Regions from separate parts of the Homo sapiens genome. Here all the other regions are linked to region 4. Evidence: chromatin contacts called from ENCODE Hi-C or POLR2A ChIA-PET data. All regions are on one chromosome and are shown on one strand. Each heading gives the region's core, a stretch centred on a gene start or an enhancer-like site at or near the end of the contact. The rest is flanking DNA. Distances are from core to core; before and after follow the strand shown. Region 1 has its middle 190 kb from the start of LINC02205. Region 2 overlaps UACA (uveal autoantigen with coiled-coil domains and ankyrin repeats). Region 3 overlaps LOC107984781 (a long non-coding RNA gene). Region 4 overlaps LOC107984788 (a long non-coding RNA gene). Region 5 has its middle 43 kb from the start of LINC02205.

Region 1 (2,700 bases), core at 107-2,606, 560 kb after region 4:
GCACAGTACCAGAGAGTTGCCAGATTACCTGGAGAAACTTAAATGTTTGTTTTTTTTGTTATTTAAATTAATTTATATGAAAATTACTTCTAGAATTTTCCTTTTCACATTTCCCTATCATCTTGTCCTCAGCCTTTTCATAACGACTTGTAGTCATGCCCAGGAACCAGCTGGTTGCACTGTGCTGTGATATAACATGCCCGTGGTGCCCTGGGCAGTGCAGAGATCCAGACAGCTATAGGTGGCTACCAGCAGATCCACCACAGCTCTGGCCTTCCAGTTCAGACACTGAAGTCCCCTGTAAAAATGGAAACGTGAGTGGGAAGCACATAAAGTCATCATGGTCCATGCCTTCCTGAACCAACGAGAGAGAATTGATTTCTTGGATTGATAACAGGTATTTGGCTAGGCCCCAAAGTAGGGGTGGCCTCAGTTTGGGAAGCAACAAGAGGGAGGAGAATAGGACTGGGCCTTGGGGCTGCATGTGGTACAGACAGGAAGGGATTCAGACCTTCGCGGTGAGTTCAGTAGTTTAGAAGAGGCCACAGTTAGGGTGGCTGAGGGGTGAACTCTTGTTGTCATCAGTGAAAACACTCTGAGATCCAGGGACAACATACGAGCGTCTGTAGTGGGTATGTTCAGAAAAGGCTTAAAAACTGATTGAGGATCAAGAGCCCCTGCTTCCCACAAGATAAAATCCCCACTGCTCAGCCTGGCATACAAGATCCCTCTTGATCTATCTAGTGGCCTATATCTCTATCTTTATTTTTATCTGTAAAATAGCTTTTTTAAGCCCGTGATCTGAAGATATGGAAAGCATATGCATTAAATTTGCAGATGACTCAAAGCTGGAGGGGATGAGAGAATTAAGGTTCAAGATGATCTCGACAGTCAAGAATGCTGGGTCAAAAGCAACCAGATGAAATGTAGCATCAATAAATCTAATGTCTTGAATGTAGTTTCCAAAAATCAGTTGCACAAGAACAGGATGAGAGCAACCTGGCTGGACTGCAATTCACATAAAAAAAGATCAGGAGGTTTTAGTCTGCCTCAAGTTCAACGTGAGCCAGCTGAGTGATGTGGCGGGCTGGGGAGGGAAAAGAAACTTACAAAACACTCAAGCGAAAGCTTATGTTGCATTAACCCTTGGTGATGAGGGGAGAGAAAGAGATGATACTCTTTGTCATGGAGTGCGATACCCAGAAGGGATACTAACTTTAAGAACTGATCCTTACTGAGAACTCAACATGCACCAGGAAGTACATCAGTTCATAAAATCTTCACAACATCTCTACGAGGTTACAGGCCAGGAGAGCAGGGTGCAGAGGGTGGATTTGCTTGCTTGTCCTAGCTCACACAGCTAGTGGGTGGTGGATCCGTGCTCTTGACCACCCCACTCTGTTGCCTTTCTGTTAGACAACACCTTGTCTACTTTCTCTTCCCCATTTCACAGATGAGGAGACAGGACCGGAACTGTGAGGACAATCTGTCTATAGTTAGGCAGTGAGCTGACTGCAGACTCAGGCTCTCCTGGGACCCTCTTCAGTCCTCCTTCCCTCTGCCATGCTGGTTGGTTGCCATCCTGTTAGAGGGTTGAATACTTACGCTTAAAGATCTAAAGACTTCATTAAATTTCATGTGGCACTTACTCCACAATGTATCCCACCTTACCCTGCCTTATCACACATAGTATAATGCAGAAGATTTAGTTATTCCTCTGTCCTGCGGAGTCCCACTCAAGGACGACAATTACCATGGCTCATTGAACTCCAGTGAGATATTCACAGTACAGAGGACATTGAGACCCTCACGGTACGACCCTCTACTATGTGTCTCCGTTTATGTTTCTAGGTGTTTTTAAAAATGGTTTTCCAGTTAAACTGCTCATGGCCACCTCTCAGTCTTTGACTTCTTTCTAATTTGTCATAATTAACTAGGCTTTCAAATTAAACAGAACATTAATTGTGTATCTGCTATGTGCCAGGCACATTGCCAGGTCTTCCAAATATATTATCTCAGTTAAAATTATAACAACCTCGTGAGGTGGGTTACTGTTATCCTGATATCACAAAGAGAAAATTGACTGAATAGGGTGACCAACATGTGCTAATTTGCCCAGAATGGAGTGATCTCCTAGGACATGGGATTTGCGGTTTTAAAACCAGGACAGACCAGGGCAATTTGGGATTGGTTAGTCACCTTAGACACTAACTTTCCTGAGGTCACACAGCTAGAAAGTGGCTGAGCCAGGATTTAAAATCAGTTCTCCTGATACTAAATAAAATCTTGGCAGAAATGAATGTAAAGGAAGAGTAAATAATAGACTCCGGGTGACTTTCTGGCCTCTGCTCAGCGTCCTTAAAGACTTGTTTTGCTTACTTCCTTATTTTCAGTTCTATGTCAGAAAACCAGGTTCCTCCATATGTGAAACAAAGAGGAGAGTATCTACTTCCTGGGGCAGTTCTGAGCCCTGAGTGTTTAGAAAGAACTTGGCTAGCATTGCAGGGGTTCAAGAAGACTTCATTCCTTCCCTCTTCTCTGGCTTACATGGCCTGGATAGCTAAGCTGAGTTTTAGAGATGAGGAATTAATGGCACAGGGCTCAGATCTTAGAAAGCAATTCAACTGTAGTGCTGTGATGAATTTGGGGGTATCGTATGTTAAGACAGACATTGACCAACTAGGATGTGTTGGACATGGC
Region 2 (2,907 bases), core at 169-2,668, 910 kb after region 4:
CTCTTTCCATTTCTACTAATTTTTTTGCTTTCTCATTCACTTCATTTGATAATGAGCTCTTCATGTTTTCAAATTTTTCAGCTGGAATGGAAAGGGCCAACTTCGCTGACAATTCTTTTGCCTGGCCTTCCATCTCTGTGACCTTTCTTCCTTTCTTCTCTCGCTCCATTTCACACATACTAAGTTCCTTCTGTAATCGCTTATTTTCTTCTATCAGCTTGCCTTCATCCCTCTTAAACTCTTCTACTATCATCTCATTTTGTTTGATTTGGTTTCTTAATTTCCCCACTTCTGCTGAAGCACCTTCATATTTTACTTTCAAGTCTTTCAACTGATCCTTCAGTTCCTCGGTTAGTCTGTGATTCCCTGAGGCTGCTTCACTTGTTAAGTGTTCTTTAAGGGCAAGAAAATGGGTCTGCATTTGTTTAACTTTACCTTCTGACTCATACATCCTCTTCTGCACATCTTTTAATGCATCTTCTAATTGCTTTATCTGTTCATCTGAATCCTCCTTGACCCTTTCACATTCTAATGCTAAAGCTTTGCATTCTGCCACTTTGTGTGCCAGTTCATTTTGGAGCTTCAGTCGGTCTTGTTTTGCTGACTCACAGAAAGTTCGCATTGCTTCTAACTCTTTCTTTAAAATTTCATTTTCAGAGTATGACGTTTGACTGGGTAAAGATAGTTCCAGAGGTCTTAACATAGATCTGCTTTGCATATGGGCTGGTATACCTGGGGAAGTACACTGAAAAGAAAAAAAAAAAGACATCAATCACAAAAGCCTAAATGAGACATTTACTATACTTATTTGCCAAACTTAGAGAAAGTTAGCACATCATCAGGAATCAAAGGGTTTTCAGATTAGGCAGTAAGATGGAAAAAAAATCACAATGCTGATTTTTGTGGTAAGGAAACAGTTCTGGATATGATTTCCTTAATACATTCACAACATTTTGAGAGTTCTGTTCACGTAAGTCTATTTCTGGCAGAACAACGGACAATGGCCATGGCTACTGGGTGCTATTTTGTCTTTCTTCCCCCATTCATTAACACCTACCCACACATGAATATCATCAACTTTATCAAAACATATTTATTATTTCTATGTTTTATGGTACATAATGTGCTTAGAACTTTAAATTCTGAAGAAAACCATCATATCCTTGAATAAAAACAAGTACTGCGATTTTAAATTTGCAGATAATTTCATAGAATTATAGATTTAACTAATAAGATTTTTGACTTCTGCGTACCTTCACTGTTAATCCAACAGAATATTCTCTGAATTATAAAAATACCACGAAAAGAAACCCAGCTAGTTATCAGAGTTGTCAAGAGAATGATTGGTCACAGCCAGCACCAGGGAAAGAGAGTCTCCCAATAGACAGAAAACACCTGGAGCTGGTGACAGCGGCTTCCTGATAAGATCTCCGGAGCTGGGTGAGCAGGCTCAAGCATGCGCACTAAGAGGCAAAATGGTGGATGTATGACCTTCTTCAGGGAGCATTTGACTGGTAAAGGAAAATAGCCCCTAGAGAGCAGGTGCACAACCTTAGTAAAGGCACTACACATGTGGCCCCTCCTAAGTGCTGACAGGCCACTATGCATGCAGATAGCCTGCCCCCAAGAGAAGAATCAAGGGAGGAGAAATGCAAACCCCAAAACCAAGCCAGTGCATAAAAATCCCAAGCCAAGGGCTGAACAGGGTACTGGGATCTCTCAAGCCGCCCACTTGGCCTTCTTCCAAGTGTACTTTGCTTCCTTTCGTTCCTGCTCTAACACTTTTTAATAAACTCACTCCTGCCCTAAAACTTCCCTTGGTCTCTCCCTCTGCCTTAAACCTACTTCTGCCCCTCAGCCGAATCCTTTCCTCTGAAGAGGCAAGGATAGAGCTTGCTGCAGACCCCTACAGATTTACTGTTAGTTAAATCTGAACTGCCTTTCCCCTGGATCAAGAGGAAAAAAAAAAACCAAAAAATTATATTTTGGATTATTCATATCTGTCTTCCCCTTTATATGGGCAAATATGAAGAGTTAACTAATCACTGTTAATGAACAGAAACTTAGCATCAAATGCAATGAAACTATAATTCAAATCTCTTATTATAACCACTATCATCAAAAACACTCTAGAGGGCACCAGAAACAGCAATATCTGTTTTTATTAAACTCAAGAAAGCAGGACCAACTTGTCTTTGATAATGAAAACCTCACTCTATGTATATATACTTAATGTACAATGCCGCTTTCTCCTCTCTTTATAAAGGCACAAAAATTTTCTTTAAATGTTTTTTAAAATTAAAAAAAAAAACAGTTATTACCTGTGAGTCTGCCATATACATCTGACCTTGTTTAAGAAGCATATCTTCTTTTCCTAAATAAATGCAAATGAATGACATTTTAACTTCAATATCCATACTAAAGTAGGCTAAACATTAATTTGATGTTATTTCCTTTATTATTCAAATAAAAGAGAAGCAAGAGGTACAACACAAAAGTATCCTCATTCTAAAATACCCATTTTCCCCTTATTATTTCTATAAACAGAAGTACCTACAATCTACTGAACAACAGATACTAGGTTGGTTTTTTTTTTTCTTATTTTTTTCTATGCTCTCTCTCAGCAGAATCACTAAAACTTCAGAAATATTGAGGACTCTTAAACTAGGCTACATGATAATAAAACATATATCTTATAATCAATCAAAACAAAAATGATGATTTAAATTTATAGCATAAATATTACTGTTGTAGGAGAGAATAGTTTAATAGTCACTAGGAAACAAAAACAGATTTTCTAGAGAAACTGTTTAACATTGCAGAATAAAAAAGATTATGTAGGGTCTAAAAATAATTCATAAATGTAATTTTAAAATGCCTACTTGCATTAAGACCGATTTCTCCAAA
Region 3 (3,000 bases), core at 194-2,693, 770 kb after region 4:
GTGGTGTTTAAAAATAGCAAACGAGGCAAACACTCTGATTATGAAATTTCTAGCTGATATTTCCCTTGCCTTTCATTAGGGAGAAAGCTAGCATTAAGTGAACCCACAAGTCCAACGGGTAGAAATAAGGAATACTGTGTTTTTGACTTCTGCTCAGATCCGTTTCCCAGGAAGCTTATGTGGGTCTTGGAACAACGGGGATCAACAATGTGAATATGTCTATTGTGCCTGCAGATCCCATTGCTAATGCCCGGGAAGGACAAGTAATTAGTTTATGAGTAAATTGTCCTCAAGTTTGCATTTCTAGTACAAGAACTAGTCACTAAGCTTTGAGAATTGACCTACGCATTTCATGCCATGGGAAAGAAAACATAAGGTTTGTGATTTAAAGTCACTCATTACTTTCTACAATGATGGATAAGCAGAGGACAATTCCCTTGGTAGCTAATTGTCCTACTGCTGCTTGTATCACTGCTCAGAAGGATGTGTTACCTGGGCTAGGCAGAAATCCAGCACCCTCATGGAGGCAACCCTGGAAACCCCTTGTGGGGTGCTCTATGCATGTCTGGGTGGGTATCGGGTGATGGATGGGACTGTGAGGGATGGGCAAAAACCAGGAAAGAATAACAGGGATAGAGCAGCAGATGGTGAAACAGAAGCACATGCTAGGCCCACTTGGATTCTCCCTGGAGTTTGAATCTGCAGCAGAGTGGCAAAAAGACAAAATGGTCGACACTCATTAGCCCTGGCAGTAGGAGCAGCAATGGCAACCCCTTAAGAACCTGTCCTTTCAGGCCAGGCGTGGTGCCTCACACCTGTAATCCCAGCAGTGTTTTTGTTTGTTTGTTTGTTTGTTTGTTTGAGATGGAGTCTTGCTCTGTCGCCCAGGCTGGAGTGCAGCGGAGCAATCTCAGCTCACTGCAAGCTCCGCTTCCTGGGTTCATGCCATTCTCCTACCTCAGCCTCCTGAGCACTTTGGGAGGCCGAGGCAAGCGGATCACTTGAGGCCAAGAGATTGAGACCAGCCTGGCCAACATGGCAAAGCTCCCCATCTCTACTAAAAATACAAAAATTAGCCAGGCATGGTGGCGTACACCTGTAATCCCAGCTACTCAGGAGGCTGAGGCATGAGAATTGCTTGAACCCGGGAGATGGAGGTTGCAGTGAGCTGAGATCACGCCACTGCATTTCAGCCTGAGTGACAGAGCGAGACTGTCTCAAAAAAAACAAAAAAACGAAAAAACAGTTCTTTTATCAATAGCTCCTGTTTCTGAGCCCCACACCCCACCCTGTTTGTGATCCCAATTCTAATTGCTCTGAGTTGGTTCTCTGCCCTCCATTCAGTTCCATGGGCTCTGCTACATGCTTCCAATAAACTCCTTAACGCCTACATTAGCCACAGGACTTCCTGTTGCTTACACTCAAAGCACTCTAGCAGATAAGAGCTGGAAAGTGAAAGCAAAACAGGAACATAACCCAAGATCAAAGGCCCAGTCGCCCAGAAGAAGGCTTGAATCAGAGAGGCAGGCACTGACCCAGGGCACAGGGTGCATGAAGCCGGGGGTGAGCGCCCAAAGGACAGGAGTGCATGCCTTGGAGCTCAGATGTCACCCTATCAGGCAGGTGACATTGTTGTTGACATCTTAGATCAGTGGAAGTCAACCGTGAGGCACCCCAACCTTGGTTCTTAATGGTGTCAGATACAATATGACAGGCCAGGTCTTAATCCGCCAAGTGTTTATTTTAATTTTGACCAATATGAGAGGTAATTTTGGAAGGTAAATAGGCATTTTTTTTTTTTTTTGGCCTAGGATGACTTGAATGTCACTGTAAGAAAGCAGGGCACTGGGTTAGAATTATATATTCATTCATTAAACAAACATTTATTGAGCTCCTCTTCTGTGCAAATATCTGCTCTGGGCGCTGGGGAGACCAAAGTGACTAAGTCATAGGCTCTGCTTCTGAGCATGAGGAGGGACGGCGGCCAGCACACAGCATGCCCCAGCAGTGCATGGTAAGGACCCAGAGACTGGAACACATGGAGTTCAGATGCAGAGAAACCTCTTTGAGCTGACAGGGTCAGGAAGGTGATGTGGGGCCAGCATTCAAGGTGCTCCTTGAGGGAAAGAGAAGGTTTCACTGACAGCAATTCCAGATGCAGAGGAGAAAAAGAAAAATGGCAAGTGGTCTGAATTGGCTGGCATGCCTCCAGGCCCAGGCAGGATGAGGAGGTAGGCTGACGTCAGATTGTGGAAGATCAGGCTGAGAAGTCTGCATTTTACCTGTAGTCAATGGAGAGCCAGTAACAATTTGGAGCTGGAGAGGGACATCATCAAAGCAGCAAACTGCAGAGAATCTTGTCAACAATCTGCTTAGCAGATTGGGGAGGGGAGAGTCTGAGCAAAGTTCAAGCTACTTGGAGGCTACTGCAATAGTCCAAGCAGGACCCTTCCCCTAAAGTGAACAACAGGAAGATGGAGATGAAAAACCCTGACGTGAGAGCTTGGCATTGAAAACTAGATGGGCATGGTAGGAGGGGGCAAGCCAGGGGGCCTCAGGGTTTAGACTAGAACGGTTTCTCAGTTCCATTCGAATAACACACATTTTCCTGGCACCTCCTATGTGCACAGCATGTGTTAGCAGGTGGTGAGATGGCAAGGAAAATACTGGAAGGCCCAGGTCCTTATAAAAGGCCAGGGCTTTTCTAAAATGTGCTCCATGCATCCACATCTCACCTTCATCATTAGTGAGTGGACACTGCACCTCTCAATTTCCCCACTGCCAGGTTACCTGAGTGGAGGCTTGGAGGCAAGAGAAGAGAATTGCAACCCAGAGGAAAAACTACAACTCTTGTTAGCAGTGGCTACTCCTTAGGCCTAGGGGTATAAACCCAACTCCCAGCCAAGGCCTTCATCTGGCTAGTTTATGCCCTGCCTTCTAGACTGCCTCTGACTCTTACCCCGGATTAACTTCACCCCAAAACAATTGACAAGGCCAGCC
Region 4 (2,806 bases), core at 242-2,741:
CCCAGTTGCCTCATCTTTTAAAAAGGATAATAATTAGCACCAATGTCACAAGGCCAATGTGAGAGTTTATATTTGCAAAGCACTTAGAATGACATCTGTCACATAGTAATGCAATATCGGTATTTGTTAAAATACATTATGTAATGATGTGAAGGTGAAATAGTAGTAGGCTAGAAATGTGTCACTTTAAACTTTAAAAGCTATGGCAAGTTCATCATCTCCCATTGGTCATGTATACCTAGACACTCCCAAATGGACCTTCCTAAAAGCACTTCAACTTGTGATGCCAGTGCAAGTCTGGCCACATTGATTCCTGCTGAACATAGGTTAGTGATTCCTCCTTGCTCTGTGGAAGAGGTCAGGGTTCTATTCTCAGGCCACTAGGATCTGCTCTGCTGTCCCCTCCAGAGTCACCTTGAACCAACCCTTCCTTCCCACTTGTCCTCCAGCTCTGGAAACTTTCTTCAGCATCCTTTCATAAACTGTGCTCCCTCTTGCTTCAAGACCTTCACCCAAGCTATTCCTTGTGTCTGCGTGGCTCCTCCTGCCACTATCTTCTCCTTCCTTTAGCCAGCTCCTGCTCACCCCTTGAATCTTGTCTGGGTTATCATTTTTTGCAAAGAAGTCTTCCCCAGACCCAAAAGAGATGATAAATCCCGTGATGCATTCTCATCCATGTTACGTTTAATTCTTACATTCAGCATGACCTGCAATTGTTTGGGTCATCCATCCATCCATCCATCCATCCAACAAATGCTTATTGAATGTCTATTGTATGCCAGGTACTTTTCTTGGCCTTAACCATATAGCAGTGAACCAAACAGACAGAACCCCCTTGCCCTGGTCTCTAGCAGTTATTTGATGTATATGTGTTACAAAGCAATCTCAAAACAGATATACCCAATTTGGGGCCCAGCTCTATCACTTCTGTTTCATAAACAATAGAATTTCTTTTCTCGTGTCCACTCTGTGCTGGGCTCCTGCAGTACAGACATAAAAGAGATAATTACCACACGTTTGTCTTTGAGAAAGTTACTTAATGCCTCTGATCCTAATTTCCTATATGAAAATTTTCTCTGCCACCTTTGAGGGGCCATGAGGATTAAATTACTGGACAGTTCTCTCTGTTCATGTAAAAGGGCTGTCGCATATGCAGTTGAACAGCAGAAGCCTCTTAAACAACCTGAGATCAACCATCAAAAACACAAGAGCAAGACTCCTAAGCAGTTCTTTGCTTACCACTATATTCCTAGTGTCTAACAGGTACCTGGAGGAAAGCAGTCTTTAATATATTATTTGTTAAGAAATAAGCCAATGAAATACTGCTACCTTCCCTAGAAAGATGATGGATTGAAGGCACAATCCTACTCCTATGAAACTCATGAAGATCTCCTCGAGCAATGGCAGGAAACAGAGCTGCTGACTAGCAGTTTCGCGGGAGGTTAAAAGAAGAGAAGCCCCACCCAGGCGGAAGGTCGCTGCGGTTTCTTTGGTGAATGATCCGTGCCCCAGCTCTCCCATTTAGACCCTAGTTAATCTGGCTACCCTTGTAACCAGGCCAGCCCTCTAGAATAACAGAGCCTGAAGTGAGGAGGTGGGAGGAACATTCATGAGTGGGTAACCCTGTGACTAATCCAGAGAAACAGTTTCAAGACTGGTGGTTCACCCCAGCCTTGTTTGTGTCTAATTTCCCCAGGGGCAAATCAGCCCCTTCATTTCACTCTGAGGTTTAGGGTTTCCCCTAGAGCTCTTGGTGAGACTCAGCCAGGATGTTTTGCATAAGTGTGGGAAGTCTTGGAGGTGGAAGTAGGAAATGGGGTGGAGAGTAAAGGTGAGACTGGATGGGGGGCACTCTGTCCATCCCCACTTCTGAAAAGCTTTGGCATAATTCAAATCAATTGTTTCTTCCCAGGCTATTTTGCAGAAGAATTAACACCAAAGGAGACAGAAGAATTGAGCCTTTTAAAACAAGTTTTTGTTTTTTTTTCCAGGAGAAAGGTGGGGAGAAAAATAAGAGCTGGAAAACACATGGCCCTAAACAGGTGAGAAGTAATAGGCCCTATCTTTTGTATCTGGGCCAGCCATAATTCTTGACAAATAGTGTGCATTTCACAAATGTTCATCAGTGAGTTGAAAGAACATGGGCTCTCAAAGCAGATCCACCTGGTTTGGGGCCTGGCTCTATCACTTCTGTTTCATAAACGGTGGCCTTTTTTTCCATGTGTCCACTCTGTGCTGGGCTCCTGCAGTACAGACACGAAGGAGGTAATTACTGCACATTTGTCTCTGAGAAAGTCACTCAAGGCCTCTGATCCTCATTTTTCCTATATGAAAATCTTCTCTGCCTCCCTTAAAGGGCCATGAGGATTACGCTGGACAGTGCTCTGTCCGTGACAAAGGGCTGTGGCATCTGCGTGCAGTTAAACAGCAGAAGCCCTCTTGAGCAACCTGCAATGGACCAGCTTGCTAGATTAATGTAGACTCTCCACACTACTCAGCTAGCACTGTGCCCATGCCTGGGATACACTAAACCCTTGAAGCTAGCAGCTCCAACTGAAGCTTCTCTCCAGTTTTCCTGGGCACATATGTTTCCATTGGTTGAGCTGTGTGTGCTTACTGAGGGCTATTTGTATTTCTTCTCAACCTGTACCTGTTACTCTGATTAAATAATGCAATCCATCATTTCATAATGCAATGAAATATGAGTGCAAAAACGTAGAGTTGTTTCTTTGCAAGCTAAAGTGAGTGCTTTGGAGAGAATCAATGCATGCTATAACGGAACAACCTCCTGGTGAATTCAGTGTAA
Region 5 (2,749 bases), core at 64-2,563, 710 kb after region 4:
CAAGAGACCTTGGTCTGAGCCTTGTATTTTACAGGGCACCCAGGAGGTTCCCTGGGGATGGAATTTAGAAGGGTGAAGAGAGTGAAGAGGAAATGGGATGGTGTTCTAAGCAGGGAGGAAAGCATGGGCAAAGGTGTGGAAGCTAAACACTTCCTGAGCCAAAAGGGAGTCCTGTTGGGTCATACTGGGGAACACTCAGGGGAGTAATTAGAAACTGGATTGGATGAAGAAGGTAAGACCAGGCTAGGGAAGTCCCTTGAGAGAAAAGCAGAGGCTTTGGACTTGAAACTCGAGGCCAGGCATTGGCAACTATAGCCTGAGGGCCAAATCTGGCCCACTGCCTATTTTTATAAATAAAGTTTTATTGGAACAGAGCCACACTCATTCATTTGGTATCATCTATGGCTGTTTTTGAGCAACAAGAGTGGAGATGAGTAGTTGTGGCAGAGACCACATGGCCTGCAAAGCCTATAATATTTATCCTCTGGCCCTTTACAGAAAATGCTTGCTGGCCACTGCTGTAGGTGGGCACAGCCAGTCAATGAGGCTTTTCAGCAGCCACCAAGATGGTAAAGACAAGCCTAGCAGTGGCTGAAGGACAGGGTGTATTCTAAGAGGAAGGAGAAAAGTGCCTAACTTCTATTGAGTTCCTGCCCTATGATTTTCCTTCACCCACATTATCATTGTTACTTCTCCTAACCACCCTGCCCAGAAGCTGTTACTATCTCCATTTCAGAGATGAGGAAAATGGGGTCCGGAGAGGTTAAGTGACTTACTCAAGGTTACCCAGTGCTTCAGGGCAGAACTGAGATTTAATTTCAAGTCGGTCAGATTCCAAAGTCAACGTTCTTCCCACCACACCTCATTGCCTTTCAGGGCACTGAATATCCCAGGTGGGAGGGGACAGCCCCAAGTCAATGAATTGGCTACTGTGTGTCACAGCCTGCAACAGTCCAAACTGGGGAGATGGTACGTGTTTCACTTCCCTGAGAACAAATGTAGAGGCCAAGTCTGATCTGCAGAGGGGACTTCTGCCCAGGGTTCTTCCAGCAATTGCTCTCAACTTGTTCAAACATGGACTCCACCCTGTCCCCTCCACCCCATGCCTCCGGAGGCACTGGCTCTGCCAGGAATGCATATCGTTCCATCTTCCCCCAGCCTCATCTCACAGCCAGATGCTAAAGGCAGTTGGGAGATACCATCTCCCCATCTACAAAACACACACACACACACACACACACACACACACACACAAGGGTTGGAAGGCCTGCATGGTGTCACCCACAAGAGATGACCCAGTTGATTTGCAGTGAAATTGCAACACAGCCTCTGCTTCCACCCCAGCTGATCCTAAGCCCTGGAGCAGAGGGGAGCTGGCCTTGTTTCCACCCCTAGCCTGGCTCCTGTTCCTCTCGTGACTAATTCAGATCCTCATCTGACAGCCACCCATGACCACTTCATCCAGAGAGGCCCCAACAGACCTGCTTCTTGGTTTTGCGGTCAAACTGGTTCTTGAAACTTCCCCAGAGGTCCAGCAGGGTTTACTCTGTCTGTGGGGAACTGTAACTGGCTGCCCCTTGGGGTTGAGCTGGTTGAGGACTTGAGAAACCATGAGAAGGAGGTCAGGAAAGTACAACTTCTACCTGAGACCTTGGTTATCTGTATGGTGTGTAAGACAATAGGAATCCACCCAGTAGATCCCAATGGATGGGTCTGTTCCTTATCAGCTCCCCATTGGCCCAGAAGCCAGGCCAGATAAGCCTCTGACCCCAGTGTTTCTATCAGGAAATGAACACAAATATAGGCAGACAACCTCCCCAGAGTAGGTGGGAGGAACCCTGTGACCCCCTAGGCTCATTGGCTGGCTCTAACGAGCAATTGCTACACCCTCCTACTCTCTTGCCTTGGGAAACAGTTAGAGTTACCTGTCAGCTCCAGGGGAGACTAGACCCACACCTACTCATGAGCTGGGGTGTAGCTCTTCTGGATGCAGAGGGAGAGGACAGAATGAGAGACACCTGCCCATGCTACCCACCAGCCTTCCTCAGACATGGTTGCCAGCTCCTTGTCACAGCCCCACTTTGTTCTGCTGTGACCACAGTGTGTGCTCACATAGGAGAGTAGAAGGAAAAAGACCAAGAGAGGATAAGGCAAACAAGATTTCATGAGCATCTATTATGTGCCAAGCTCAAAGCTGGGCACACACAAGCATCATCATTTTTTTTCCTTATGCAGTGACACATCCATGATTTTTTAGACTCTGCGTGTGCATCATTAAGACACAGCATAACATAAACGTGAAAGGCAGCTGCAGAGACAGCCCTTCCTAGATCCCTGCTCTGCTGCTAACTATCTGCGTGGTCGCAGTTTACACATCTATCACATAGGAACTAAACAATAATAATTATTTCATACGGTAATTACAACGATTGAATGAGGTCATTTATATAAAGTACTTGGAATAATGCCTGACACATTGAGAATAAAATAGTAGTGTTAATTGTGATTTTTTTTTTATCATTACCCTCTTTTACAGCTGAGGAAATCAGACAGGGCTAGTGACCTATGTAAGGTCACACAGCTAGAAAACCGCAACACAATTAGCCAGGCATGGTGGTGCACGCCTGTGGTCCCAGCTGCACCAGAGGCTGGGGTGGGAGGATCCCTCGAGCCCGAGAGGTGGAGGCTGCAGTGAGCCATGATCTTGCCACTGCACTCCAACCTAGGTGACAGAGCGAGATCCTATCCA

The links. Hi-C counts contacts between places; a loop is a spot of excess contacts on that map. ChIA-PET counts read pairs that join two places held with the same protein, here RNA polymerase II (POLR2A). Pooled maps may share reads with other maps.
Region 1: a loop to region 4 is called in a map with no recorded cell type, with 10 times the contacts of the local background. The contact joins two enhancer-like sites. A Hi-C loop is called at or near these places in 6 of 168 maps with a recorded cell type or tissue (B cell, CD8-positive, alpha-beta T cell, naive thymus-derived CD4-positive, alpha-beta T cell and 2 more), 21 of 37 single-sample maps with no recorded cell type and 12 of 50 pooled maps. POLR2A ChIA-PET finds 5 or more read pairs at or near these places in 2 of 52 experiments (activated B cell and activated CD4-positive, alpha-beta memory T cell).
Region 2: a map of CD8-positive, alpha-beta T cell shows a loop between it and region 4 (9-fold over the local background). The contact joins two enhancer-like sites. A Hi-C loop is called at or near these places in 2 of 168 maps with a recorded cell type or tissue (CD8-positive, alpha-beta T cell and naive thymus-derived CD4-positive, alpha-beta T cell), 2 of 37 single-sample maps with no recorded cell type and 11 of 50 pooled maps.
Region 3: a loop to region 4 is called in a pooled map, with 11 times the contacts of the local background. The contact joins two enhancer-like sites. A Hi-C loop is called at or near these places in 7 of 50 pooled maps. POLR2A ChIA-PET finds 5 or more read pairs at or near these places in 3 of 52 experiments (CD4-positive, alpha-beta T cell, activated naive CD4-positive, alpha-beta T cell and naive thymus-derived CD4-positive, alpha-beta T cell).
Region 5: a loop to region 4 is called in a map with no recorded cell type, with 8 times the contacts of the local background. The contact joins two enhancer-like sites. A Hi-C loop is called at or near these places in 2 of 168 maps with a recorded cell type or tissue (endothelial cell of umbilical vein and lower leg skin), 11 of 37 single-sample maps with no recorded cell type and 4 of 50 pooled maps. POLR2A ChIA-PET finds 5 or more read pairs at or near these places in 1 of 52 experiments (naive thymus-derived CD8-positive, alpha-beta T cell).

Annotation. Positions count from the first base shown.
Region 1 is chr15:70,318,260-70,320,959 of GRCh38, forward strand. No RefSeq gene overlaps it. Among named protein-coding and RNA genes, the nearest start is that of LINC02205, 190 kb to the right of the region's middle. Within about 2 kb of position 1,357, at least 10 of the 41 ENCODE cell types and tissues checked have a DNase peak (open chromatin) inside an H3K27ac peak, as active enhancers do; they include B cell, where a contact is called at or near this core.
Region 2 is chr15:70,668,718-70,671,624 of GRCh38, forward strand. UACA (uveal autoantigen with coiled-coil domains and ankyrin repeats) reads right to left here. Exons shown (of 19, transcript NM_018003.4): 15 at 2,322-2,374; 16 at 1-745. Among named protein-coding and RNA genes, the nearest start is that of SALRNA2, 35 kb to the left of the region's middle. Within about 2 kb of position 1,419, at least 2 of the 41 ENCODE cell types and tissues checked have a DNase peak (open chromatin) inside an H3K27ac peak, as active enhancers do.
Region 3 is chr15:70,526,953-70,529,952 of GRCh38, forward strand. It overlaps LOC107984781 (a long non-coding RNA gene), which reads right to left. Exons shown (of 2, transcript XR_007064698.1): 2 at 1,721-2,282. Among named protein-coding and RNA genes, the nearest start is that of LINC02205, 23 kb to the left of the region's middle. RefSeq lists an enhancer at 1,506-1,555. Within about 2 kb of position 1,444, at least 7 of the 41 ENCODE cell types and tissues checked have a DNase peak (open chromatin) inside an H3K27ac peak, as active enhancers do.
Region 4 is chr15:69,754,165-69,756,970 of GRCh38, forward strand. It overlaps LOC107984788 (a long non-coding RNA gene), which reads left to right. Exons shown (of 3, transcript XR_001751592.3): 2 at 1,992-2,042. Among named protein-coding and RNA genes, the nearest start is that of LINC00593, 80 kb to the right of the region's middle. Within about 2 kb of position 1,492, at least 6 of the 41 ENCODE cell types and tissues checked have a DNase peak (open chromatin) inside an H3K27ac peak, as active enhancers do; they include B cell, where a contact is called at or near this core.
Region 5 is chr15:70,461,823-70,464,571 of GRCh38, forward strand. No RefSeq gene overlaps it. Among named protein-coding and RNA genes, the nearest start is that of LINC02205, 43 kb to the right of the region's middle. RefSeq lists an enhancer at 1,031-1,110. Within about 2 kb of position 1,314, at least 6 of the 41 ENCODE cell types and tissues checked have a DNase peak (open chromatin) inside an H3K27ac peak, as active enhancers do.